Regions from separate parts of the Homo sapiens genome. Here region 2 is linked to region 1. The links are chromatin contacts, found by Hi-C or POLR2A ChIA-PET in ENCODE. All regions are on one chromosome and are shown on one strand. The core of a region is the stretch at or near the end of the contact, and the rest is flanking DNA. Distances in the headings are between cores, read along the strand shown. Region 1 has its middle 12 kb from the start of RUFY3. Region 2 overlaps RUFY3 (RUN and FYVE domain containing 3).

What was found. Hi-C counts contacts between places; a loop is a spot of excess contacts on that map. ChIA-PET counts read pairs that join two places held with the same protein, here RNA polymerase II (POLR2A). Pooled maps may share reads with other maps.
Region 2: a loop to region 1 is called in a map of ovary, with 2.9 times the contacts of the local background. The contact joins two enhancer-like sites. A Hi-C loop is called at or near these places in 6 of 168 maps with a recorded cell type or tissue (CD14-positive monocyte, IMR-90, adrenal gland and 3 more), 3 of 37 single-sample maps with no recorded cell type and 8 of 50 pooled maps. POLR2A ChIA-PET finds 5 or more read pairs at or near these places in 5 of 52 experiments (Caco-2, GM12878, OCI-LY7 and 2 more).

Annotation. Positions count from the first base shown.
Region 1 is chr4:70,707,543-70,712,707 of GRCh38, forward strand. It overlaps a transcript of RUFY3 not described here. Among named protein-coding and RNA genes, the nearest start is that of RUFY3, 12 kb to the right of the region's middle. Within about 2 kb of position 2,154, at least 2 of the 41 ENCODE cell types and tissues checked have a DNase peak (open chromatin) inside an H3K27ac peak, as active enhancers do.
Region 2 is chr4:70,775,441-70,780,951 of GRCh38, forward strand. It overlaps RUFY3 (RUN and FYVE domain containing 3), which reads left to right. Exons shown (of 18, transcript NM_001037442.4): 8 at 2,929-2,998. Among named protein-coding and RNA genes, the nearest start is that of RUFY3, 56 kb to the left of the region's middle. Within about 2 kb of position 3,676, at least 3 of the 41 ENCODE cell types and tissues checked have a DNase peak (open chromatin) inside an H3K27ac peak, as active enhancers do.

The DNA.
Region 1 (5,165 bases), core at 904-3,403:
GGCGGTATGGTGTTTTTTGTTACCACGTAAGTTCTAATATTTCCTCATGGTCTTTATTTTTGAAATAGTTTATTGATGTGTATGTGTTCAGAAAAGTTACTGGGAATATATACGTGTCCCACTTCCTCTGCTTTTAAAGATTAGTCACTGAGAACATTTCATATTAGCAAAAAAAAAAAAATCACTATTACATGTTTTATTTAAATATAAAATTGATTCAAAATAGTTTTTTGTTTTGGACTGAGTTTTTGTTTTTACCTGTTACATTTATATGTGCTTTAGAACGTAAGCATACTTACAGAAAGGAACACTCTAGATATGAATAAAAAGTTCCTTGTTACCCTGCAGAGTCAATGGAATATTGCTTTCTGTAATGTATCTGGATATCAGAACTTTGATTCTCTTGACTACTCATTTAAGAAATTAGAGACCAGGCCAGGTGCTGGTGGCTCACACCTGTAATCCCAGCCCTTTGGGAGACTAAGGTGAAGGATCACTTGAGTCCAGAAGTTCAGGGCTGCAGTAAGCTGTGACTGCACCATTGCACTCCTGCCTGAGCAACAGAACGAAACCCTGTTTTTAAAAAAATAAAAATAAAATACATGAACACTTGAGACCAAACAGTTTTTGTTTTTTTATTTTGTGTTTTTGAGACAGTCTCACTCTGTGCTCAGGCTAGAGTGCAGCAGTACAATCTGGGCTGACTGCAACCTCTTCCTTCCAGGTTCAAGAGATTCTCCTGCCTCAGCCTCCCAAGTAGTTGGGATTACAGGTGCGCACCACCACCCCAGCTATTTTTTTTTTTGTATTTTAGTAGAGACCATGTTGGCCAGGCTGCTCTCGAACTAGACTCAAGTGATCCACCCTCCTCGGCCTCACAAGTGATGGGATTACAGGTGTAAGCCACCACACCTGGCCCCAAACAGTTTTTAAAAGACTTCTTAATTACGAGAATGGTACATGGACTCAACCTCAATGCCTAGTGAATATTACGATGACTGGCATCTGCCTCTTTAGCAACCCAATTTTTAACTCTCAGTAATGTATTTGCTAAAAGTATATAAAATATTATAGCTTTGAAAGACTGTGTATTAAGGTGGTATTATCTTTTTATTTTAGAAATCTTGAGTGTACTTAGAGGTTTTAAAAATTAAATTTTACATTTGAGTTCAGAAGCTCTGTTTTTAAATAACAGTGCTGAAGAATAGCAAAAATGTGTGAGACTGGAACGGTGGCTCAAGCCTGCAATCCCAGCACTTTGGGAGGCCTAGGCAGGAGTATCACTTGAGCCCAGGAATTGGAGACCAGCCTGTACATAAGCAGACTCTGTCTCTACAAAAAAAAAATTTTTTAAATTAAAAATAAGTTAGCTGGGTATGGTGGCACATGCCTCTGGTGCCAACTACTCAGGAGTCTGAGGTGGGAGGATGGCATGAGTCTGGGAAGTTGAGGATGCAGTGAGTCGTGATCACACCACTGTATTCCAGTCATGGTAATAGAGCGAGATGCTGTTTCAAAAAAAAGTTTGTAAATAGAAGGTAGCCTAAACTTTTCAGGGTTTGTCACATGAATTGTTTTGTTCCAAAATCTTGCAGGATATAATATCCATGAAATCAATCTGCTTCAATGCAGTGTGAAAGGAGACTTCTGATGTGCCTTGTTGAGGATTATGTCTCTTTCTGAGTCTTTGAGTGCTGGTAATCTGCTAGGTTTTTATACTTCTAACTTTAAATCTCATAAAACTCTCTGCCATGCCTTTTAAAATTTGATTTTATAAATGTACAAGTAATACATGAATCTATGCTCATTGTTTAAATGTTTCATAATACATAAGTACAGTTACAAAGTGAACTTTCCTCTTTGTGGACCTCCAGCACCCTCTCCCCGGTTCCTTATTGGAGGATGCCCACTTTTGAGTTTGGGGAGTTTTCATCCTGAACTTTTTCATGCATTTACAGACATGTATGTTTTTATATTTCGTGGTGGCTTTATCCTCTTGGTGTATGTATGACCTTCCATGCCAGTTTCTCAGCAACTACAATTTGTAAGGAGGATCTGCTTGCAGGCCATGGTGTAATACTTTTAATGCTTTCCTTTTCCATCCTGCCGTTAGAGATCGTCTTGTGAATGGACAGGATAGACAAAAGATGGCTTCCCTTTAGTGTTGGTTGGAAGAGTCACCCTGCTGTTTGCACAGTTAACAGCTTCTATTTAGTTATTCTTTTCTCCTTCCAACTCCCACAACTACGGCAAACATTGTTCAAGGCAATGCTATGCAAATAGCCCACATCCTTGCCCTTGTCTTTTCTCTCCCAGTTAAGGCAGTGTCCAAAAAAGTGTCCCACTCACCAAGTAGCAGCTTTCTGTATTTTTAAGTGCTGTTTTGAGATAGGAGGAAGGCTAGAAGAGGAATAGAAGAAAAAGAATCTTGAAAAGGACTGGCAGCGTTACTATGACTACCCACTACAAAGTTGAGTATACTTAACAGCGAGTGCCATGATTAAGCCCCGGATAGTGCAGAGAATGAGGTACCTAGAAGCCTTTGTCTCTGACAGATGCACTTGAAAAATCCATTGTATGGGGAAGGAGGTTCGAAATATACATGTAAACCCAGGAATTAGTGTTTAAGGGGAGAAAATTTATGCTTGCAGTTTCATTAACATATATACACACACAAGTATACAGATATGTATATATCATATATATTGCATGCATGCATGTATGTATGTGTAGATTGTATATGTGTTTGTGTAAAATATATATATTTTAGTTTTTCCTCTGTGGACATTTCTGTTATTGTCTCTCTTCTTTTTTAATTGTTTAGTAGTACTCTAGAAAACAGTAAAGGTCGGGTGCGGTGGCTCACGCCTGTAATCCCATCACTTTGGGAGGCCAAGGCAGGCGGATCACCTGAGGTCGGGAGTTCGAGACCAACCTGACCAACATGGAGAAACCCTGTCTCTACTAAAAATACAAAATTAGCTGGGCATGGTGACGCACACCTGTGATCCCAGCTACTCAGGAGTTTGAGGCAGGAGAATCACTTGAACCCGGGAGGTAGAGGTTGTGGTGAGCCGAGATTGCGCCATTGTACTCCAGCCTGGGCAACAAGAGTGAAACTCCATCTCAAAAAACAAAAAAAAAGAAAAAGAAAACAGTATACCTGGTCAGGAATTGAACACATGTTTTTTGTTTTATTTATTAAAATTTTTAATTTATATAAAGAGATATGTCAATGGGCCAGGCATGGTGGCTCATGCCTGTAATCCCAGCACTTTGGGAGGCCAAGGCAGGCGGATCACTTGAGGTCAGGAGTTCAAGACCAGCCTGGCCAACATGGTGAAACCCCGTCTCTACTAAAAATACAAAAAAATTAGCCAGGTATGGTAGTGCACGCCTGTAATCCCAGCTACTGGGGAAGCTGAGGCAGGAGAACCGCTTGAACCCAGGAGGCAGAGGTTACAGTGAGCCAAGATCCGCCACTACACTCCAGCCTGGGCCACAGAGCAAGACTCCGTCTGGAAAAAAAAAAAAAAAAAAAAAAAAAAAGAAGTATGTCAAAGAAGAGCCAAAGTGAAAATAAACAATTTTTTTAAAAAAGAGATGAGGTCTCACTGTGTTGCCCAGGCTGGTCTTGGACTCCTGGGCTCAGGTGATCCTCCTGCCTCGGCCTTCCAAAGTGCTGGGATTACAGGCATGAACCACCATGTCCGGCCTCAAGCACGTGTTAATCAGTTCACCTGCTGTATGCTTCTTTAAACTTTGAAAAGGCAAAAGTACTTTATTGTGTTTTGTAAACATAGAGGCGTCTGCCCAGGCTGGAACATATGAGGGAAATGGTCAAACTTTCAGAACCCCAAAAGATTGGGCATGGTTACCTTCATACTAGTAGTTTTGGAAACAGCAGAGTGATGTGTGACTTTTTAAAACACAGATTTTCGGTATTTTCAATGTAGATCAGTGTCCTCATTTACCATTCTGTGATTCATAAATCTGTTAGCCCTCTGCTCTTTTCCAACCCTGTTAAGAAGGCAGAGAGCCATTTTCTGATCCATTAAGTGCCTTTTGTCAAATAGTAGATAAAAAGCACCCACCCACATACAAACCTCAGAAATGTAGCATCTTTCCAAGGATGTGTAACTGCCAGAGATCTGGAGTTTAGGTGTTCAGTGTCTTGGTGCAGTTGGCTCCTTCCACACACAGCTGACATGACCTTGGACCTCCTGAGCTACTGAGGGACAGGTAGCTGGGTCATGCCCCCGTTTCCTTCCTCACGACTAAACACTCTGCTTGCCTTCCTGATTCTGCCTTTGTGAGCAGGGCTCCCTGAACTCTCACAGTTTGTCTTCCCAGCCAATTCTCCCCTTCTTTTCTGCCACCACCTTTTTGTTGCACCTATTCTTCTGGCCTGGCATTATCAAAAAGTCAAATCACGCTTTTTATTGACAGAACAACAATTTCAGAATATCAGATGTAATCTTTGAGTCTTTCTTTGGTTGCTCCCCTTCTGATAATCATAGACTCATTCTTTGTAGACAGAGTTTTCTTTTTTCTTCCCATCTTAGTTTTATTCTGGACACTAGAGAGTCCTAAAAGGCTCTTCATTATATAACAATTTTTTTTTGTAGTTCTGAAACCCAAACAATTACCAATAAAAGATGTGACTGTAAGATAATACTACTACTAGTGGCCACCATTTGTGGGATATTTTTGTGTGCCGTGCAGAGAGCTAGAAACTTCACATGTAATAGTACTTAGCACTTTTTTGAACTGAAGCCAGGGAATGAATTCATATTCCTCAATAGTCAGCCTTCAAAGCGCATGTTCTTAATCACTGTACGTTCCCTCACCACCAAGGTCTTAAAGAAGCTGGTTTGAGTGGAGAGCAGTAAAGGTTGCTGGGTAGGAGGGATAGCAGAGGAAAGGTGGCAAAGAAAGCAACTTTGGGGACTAAAAGACAAGTATTGGCCTCAAAACATATTCACTTGACTATATTCTGTCTTGTATCTTTTCCCTTTTTTAAAATTTTTCATAGAAATCTACATGTTTAAGAGGTAGGATTTTATCAAGAAGCTAAGAGACCATATTTTTCTAGTATGGGCTATAGATAGTAAAAAGTCTAGATGTATGATGATGGAAGTGTAGCAGAATAAACTGGATGAAAT
Region 2 (5,511 bases), core at 2,426-4,925, 69 kb after region 1:
TATATAATATATAATAACATAGTATATAATATTACGTATGTAATTATAACTCTAGTGATTAAATAGATAAATACGTAAATACATTCAGTTAAGAATTTTAAAATATGTGACATATACAGTTGAAATTGGTAGCTTTTTCAGTTTAGTAGAGATAGCTGCATATTTCAGAACTGATCTTGGGTAAACCACTCATTACATTAGTACCTTTAAATTAATCATATCGTCCAGGTGTGCTGGGCCAAAGCCTGTAGTCCCAACACTTTGGGAGGCCAAGGCAGGAGGATTGCTTTAGCTCAGGAGTTCAAGATGAGCTAGGGTAACATAGCAAGACCTTGTCTCTATTAAAAAACTCAAAACTAGCCGGGCATGTGCCTGTAGTCCCAGCTACTTGTGGGGCTGAGACAGGAGGAGGATCACTTGAGCCTGGGAAGCTGAGGCTGCAGTGAACCCTGGTCTTGCCATTACACCCCACCCTGGGTTACAGAGCGAGACACTGTCTTAAACAAAAAAAAAAAAACGAAAAAAAAGATACATGCTTTGTTTTCCTGCATTTCTCATTTATACATTGAATTAATAGCATTAATTTAATATATAAATTGAATTTCTTTGCCATTATTACAGTTAATTCACCAAGTATTCACAAAGTACAGTAGTTCCCCCTTATGTGGAGGGGATACATTCTAAGACCCCCAAAGGATATCTGAAACCACAGATAGTACCAAACCCTATATATGCTATGTTTTTTCCTATACATATGTACCTATGATAAAGTTTAATTTATAAATTAGGCAAGGTAGGAGATTAGCAACAATAATAAAATAAAACAACTTTAACAATAGACTATAATAAAAGTAATGTGAATGTAGTGTCTCCCTCAAAATCAACACATCCTTTTATTTTGTTTTCATTGAACTTCTTCTTCCTAGTTTTCTCAGGTTTTTTTCCCCCTTCAGTTTTCTGTATTTATATTTCTTATTGTCCTTAAATGACTATGGCTATTCTATATCTGAGCACAGTGAATAAAACATTAAAGTTTAATTAAAAATTAAAGAGGCCGGGAGCAGTGGCTCACGCCTATAATCCCAGCACTTTGGGAGGCCGAGGCAGGCGGATCACAAGGTCAGGATATGGAGATCATCCTGGCTAACACGGTGAAACCCCATCTCTACTAAAAATACAAAAAAAATTAGCCGGGCGTGGTACCAGGCGCCTGTAGTCCCAGCTGCTCGGGAGGCTGAGGCAGGAGAACGGCGTGAACCCGGGAGGCAGAGCTTACAGTAAGCCGAGATCGCGCCACTGCACTCCAGCATGGGCAACCGAGCGAGACTCCGTCTCAAAACAAAACAAAACAAAACAAAAATTAGAGAAAGAAAGCATTAGAAATACCAGTTTCAAGATTTTGTGCATTGAGAAATCATTATTTCCAAAAGATTTTCTAAGGGCCACTGTCCTTACGACAATTCAGTGTTGTATATATGTTCACAGTTTATTTTTTTATCTTAGGAGAAGTAAAAATCCTTACTGGATAATCCTTATTTATTTGTGTTTTTTAAACATACTCATACTTCCCTCTATTGTTTGTGTCATAGAGAGCACAAATCAGATTTGGACATCTTATGTGGGATTTAAACAAATACGTTTATACATGAGTCTATCAAAATCCTTATTTACATGTAAGAAAAAAATACATGCCCAGCTTTGCCCAAGGAAGTCCCAGAGGGAGAACAGTATCTTATTGTACTATTCTTACCTATTTTTGAACCACAGTTGAGTGCAGGTAACTGAAACCACAGAAAACAAAACTATAGATAAGAGAGGACTACTGTATTTTCAGAATTTTCCAGAACATAAAACAGTTTCCTCTCTCCTGAGAAGAGCTATCCAAAAGCTATTGGTATTCTCAAGTACTTTGATGTTCTTGTTATGTTAAGACTACTGAATAATTTTGAAGAATAATTAATATATTCATTAATTATCTTGTTTGTAGTTCTCTTATGAAAAATAGACATTTTTAATTTAAGTAAAACTTATAATATGATTATACTACTGTCAGTAAAATTTTAAGTAGTCTTGGTTCCACCTAGCAAATTCAAAACAATTTAAGTACATTTTCTCTGGGGACCAAGAACTAATATAATGACTTTAATGAACTATGGAGATGTTAGCCAAGCAAAGATATGGTTACAGTTAACAATGAAATATAAACAATGGCACTATTATTTACTCTTTCTATGCCTTAGTTTCTTTATCTGTAAATGAGAATACCTAACATAAAGGGTTGTTGAAAGGAATAAATGCAATAACGCAAATAACGTAATTTAGAAGAGGGTTTGGTGCATGTAAGTATTTAATTCATATAGACTGTTATTATCATATGTAGATAAACAAAGTTTATTCTGTAGGGAATGAACTCTTTTATTTCATTGAATAAATACTTACTGAATTAAAACTCAAATGCCAAAGATAATAGCCTTTTGTAAGCCTAGAGGTCAAGATTTGTGAGCATTAAGGCCTGGCGCAGTGGCTCATGCCTGTAATCCCAGCACTCTGGGAGGCCGAGGCAGGTGGGTCACTTGAGGTCAACAGTTTGAGACCTGCCTGGGCAACATGGTGCAACCCCATCTCCACCAAAAAATACAAAAATTAGCTGGATTTGGTGGTGCATGTCTGTAGTCTCCAGCTACTTGGGAGACTGAGGCAAGAGAATCACTTGAACCCAGGAGGCAGAGGTTGCAGGGAGCCGAGAATCGCACCACTGCACTCCAGTCTCAGCGACACAACGAGACTCCGTCTAAAAATAATAATAATAATAAAATAAAAAATTATGAACATTAGACAATGAAGGATAAGTGTGAAGGGTTTAAAAAGGAAGGTACAGAGTATTGTCTGTTTTTCAAAAGTGACTTTTTTTTCTTCTCTATATTATAGTGCTACTGTAAACAACCTTCAGGCAAAAGTAGATGCATTAGAAAAATCCAACACTAAACTGACAGAGGAGGTAAGTTTTGGAAATGCTTTGATTGACTTATAGAATTTAATATGCATTAGTAGAACCAATAATTTTAATGTAACCTTGGAAAGAAAGAACTTGACTTTTCAAATAATATTGACTGTAGTACATAACTTCTTATTCTTTTTTTTTTTTTTTTTTTTTTTGAGATGGAGTTTCGCTTTTGTTGCCCAGGCTGGAGTGCAGTGGCGCGATCTTGGCTCACCGCAACCTCCGTCTCCCAAGTTCAAGCGATGCTCCTGCCTCAGCCTCCCGAGTAGCTGGGATTACAGGCATACACCACCACCCCGGCTAATTTTGTATTTTTTTAGTAGAGACGGGGTTTCTCCATGTTAGTCAGGCTGGTCTTGAACTCCTGACCTCAGGTGATCCACCCGCCTCAGCCTCCCAAAGTGCTGGGATTACAGGCGTGAGCCACCTCGCCTGGCCCATAACTCCTTATTCTGACTAGAACGGCCCAGTTGGCTTATTGCAGGGATCTCATTTACCCAATTAGACTGTGTAGGGGCATGTTGCCAGGTTGATGGAGTATCTTGGTTTCTTTCGTGTGCATGTTTTGTCTGGGCTAGCCTAGATTAAATGTTTAGCATATAGCATATTCATCATTTATTCAGTAAGCGTTTCACACAGTTTATGTGCAAGAGCTAGACAAATATTTATATGTGCCAGGCATTGATTTATGTTCCAGATTGGCAAACTCCCCACCACTTATGTCCTTGTTTTCTTCCTGGGACAGTTACATAGATAAGGTGAAGAGTACTGGTCAGAAGATCAGTAATCCCTGCCTACAAATCATGCTTATGTAACTCATGTGCTCCTGAGTAAGTCAGCCACTTGACCTCCAAGAGGCTGAGTTCCGTCACTGGAAAATGAGAGTGTTTACAATACACTTCCTTTTCGGCCTCACAATTAACTCTGAAGATCAGATAAGAATATGAAAACTCTTAGAAAAGTCCCTAAAATAAGAACAGAAAAATAACCTCATGTTTTACTTCTAATAAAAATATTTTTTCCTTAACTTGCCAAGCCTTAGCTACAGATATTTTTTCTTTAAATAGCATTAGATGGTTTTATGAAAAATACTAAATAACATTGTCCAGATGGCAAAGAGTTTACCTTCCTTATTTCTTTTTCTTTTTTTTTTTTTTTTTCTGAGATAGGGTATCATTCTGTTGTCCAGGCTGGAATGCAGTGACACAAGGGCTTACTGTAACCCCCGCCCCCCGGGCTCAAGTGATCTCCCACCCTCAGCCTCCCAAGTAGCTGGGATCACAGGCACACACCACCACACCTGGCTATTTTTAGTAGAGAGGGGGTCTTGCCATGTTGCCCATGCTGGTCCTGAACTGCTGAGCTCAAGTGACCCGCCTGCCTCGGCCTTCCAAAGTGCTAGAATAATAGGCATAGCCACTGCGCCTGGCCCACCTTCTTTATTTCTAATTGTAATGATGCCCTTACACCCCATGGGATGAATTTAGTTTAAATAAAATCAAATTAAAGCACTAGTCAGGAAGATGCTTTTAATCAGTTTTTCTTTAGAATGAACATTTTCATTATTATAGTTTTAAAATACCTTTTTTATTACTCAACTCTGTGACCTTCACTTTCGGACAAAAATTTTTAAATTTTATATATCTTAAAACTTTATGCTTAGGGTCCTTAGAATCTTATCACATAGGCTTTTGGAATGTTCAGCACAGATTTTTTACTGTTATTCTGCTGCTACTATGTTGAAGCAGTACAGCATAGCAATTAAGCATGATCTCTAAAGTTAGGCTACTTGGGTTCATGTCCTGGCTCTGGCACTTGCTAGTTTTTTGTTTTTTTGTTTTGTTTTGTTTTGTTTTTTGTTTTTTGTTTTTTGAGACAGAGTATTGCTTTGTCGCCCAGGTTGAAGTGCAGTGGTGCCATCTTGGCTCACTTTAACCTCCACCTCCCGGTTCAAGCAATTCTCCTGCCTCAGCCTCCGAGTAGCCGGGACCACAGGCATGCACCATCACAGCTGGCTAATATTTGTATTTTTATAGAAACAGAGTTTCACCAGGTTGGCCAGGCTGGTCTTGAGCTCCCGGCCTCAGGTGATCCACCCGCCTCGGCCTCCCAAAGTGCTGGGATTACAGGCATGAGCCGCCGTACCCAGCCACTTGCTAGTCTTCTAATCCTGGGCCAATTACTTAAGCTTCTATTCCTTGATTTATTTATCTATAACATGGAAATAGCAATAATAACATTTTATGAGATTGCTGTGTGAATGAAATGATTTAATACATGATTAGGGCTTAGAACAGTACCTAACACATCATAAGCACTCAATAAATATAGTTGTTAATTTTATTCCCTCAGTCATAAGACTTGTCTTCCTTAGAGTCATATTAATACTAACAATATTTATTCATTGACTTATTTATTTTACCAGTAGCACTTATTTTCTTAAAGAAAATATGCTCTAAGAGAGTAGACGAGGCTCATTAGTTCTGCCTTTTTTCATTTCCATTTTGGGT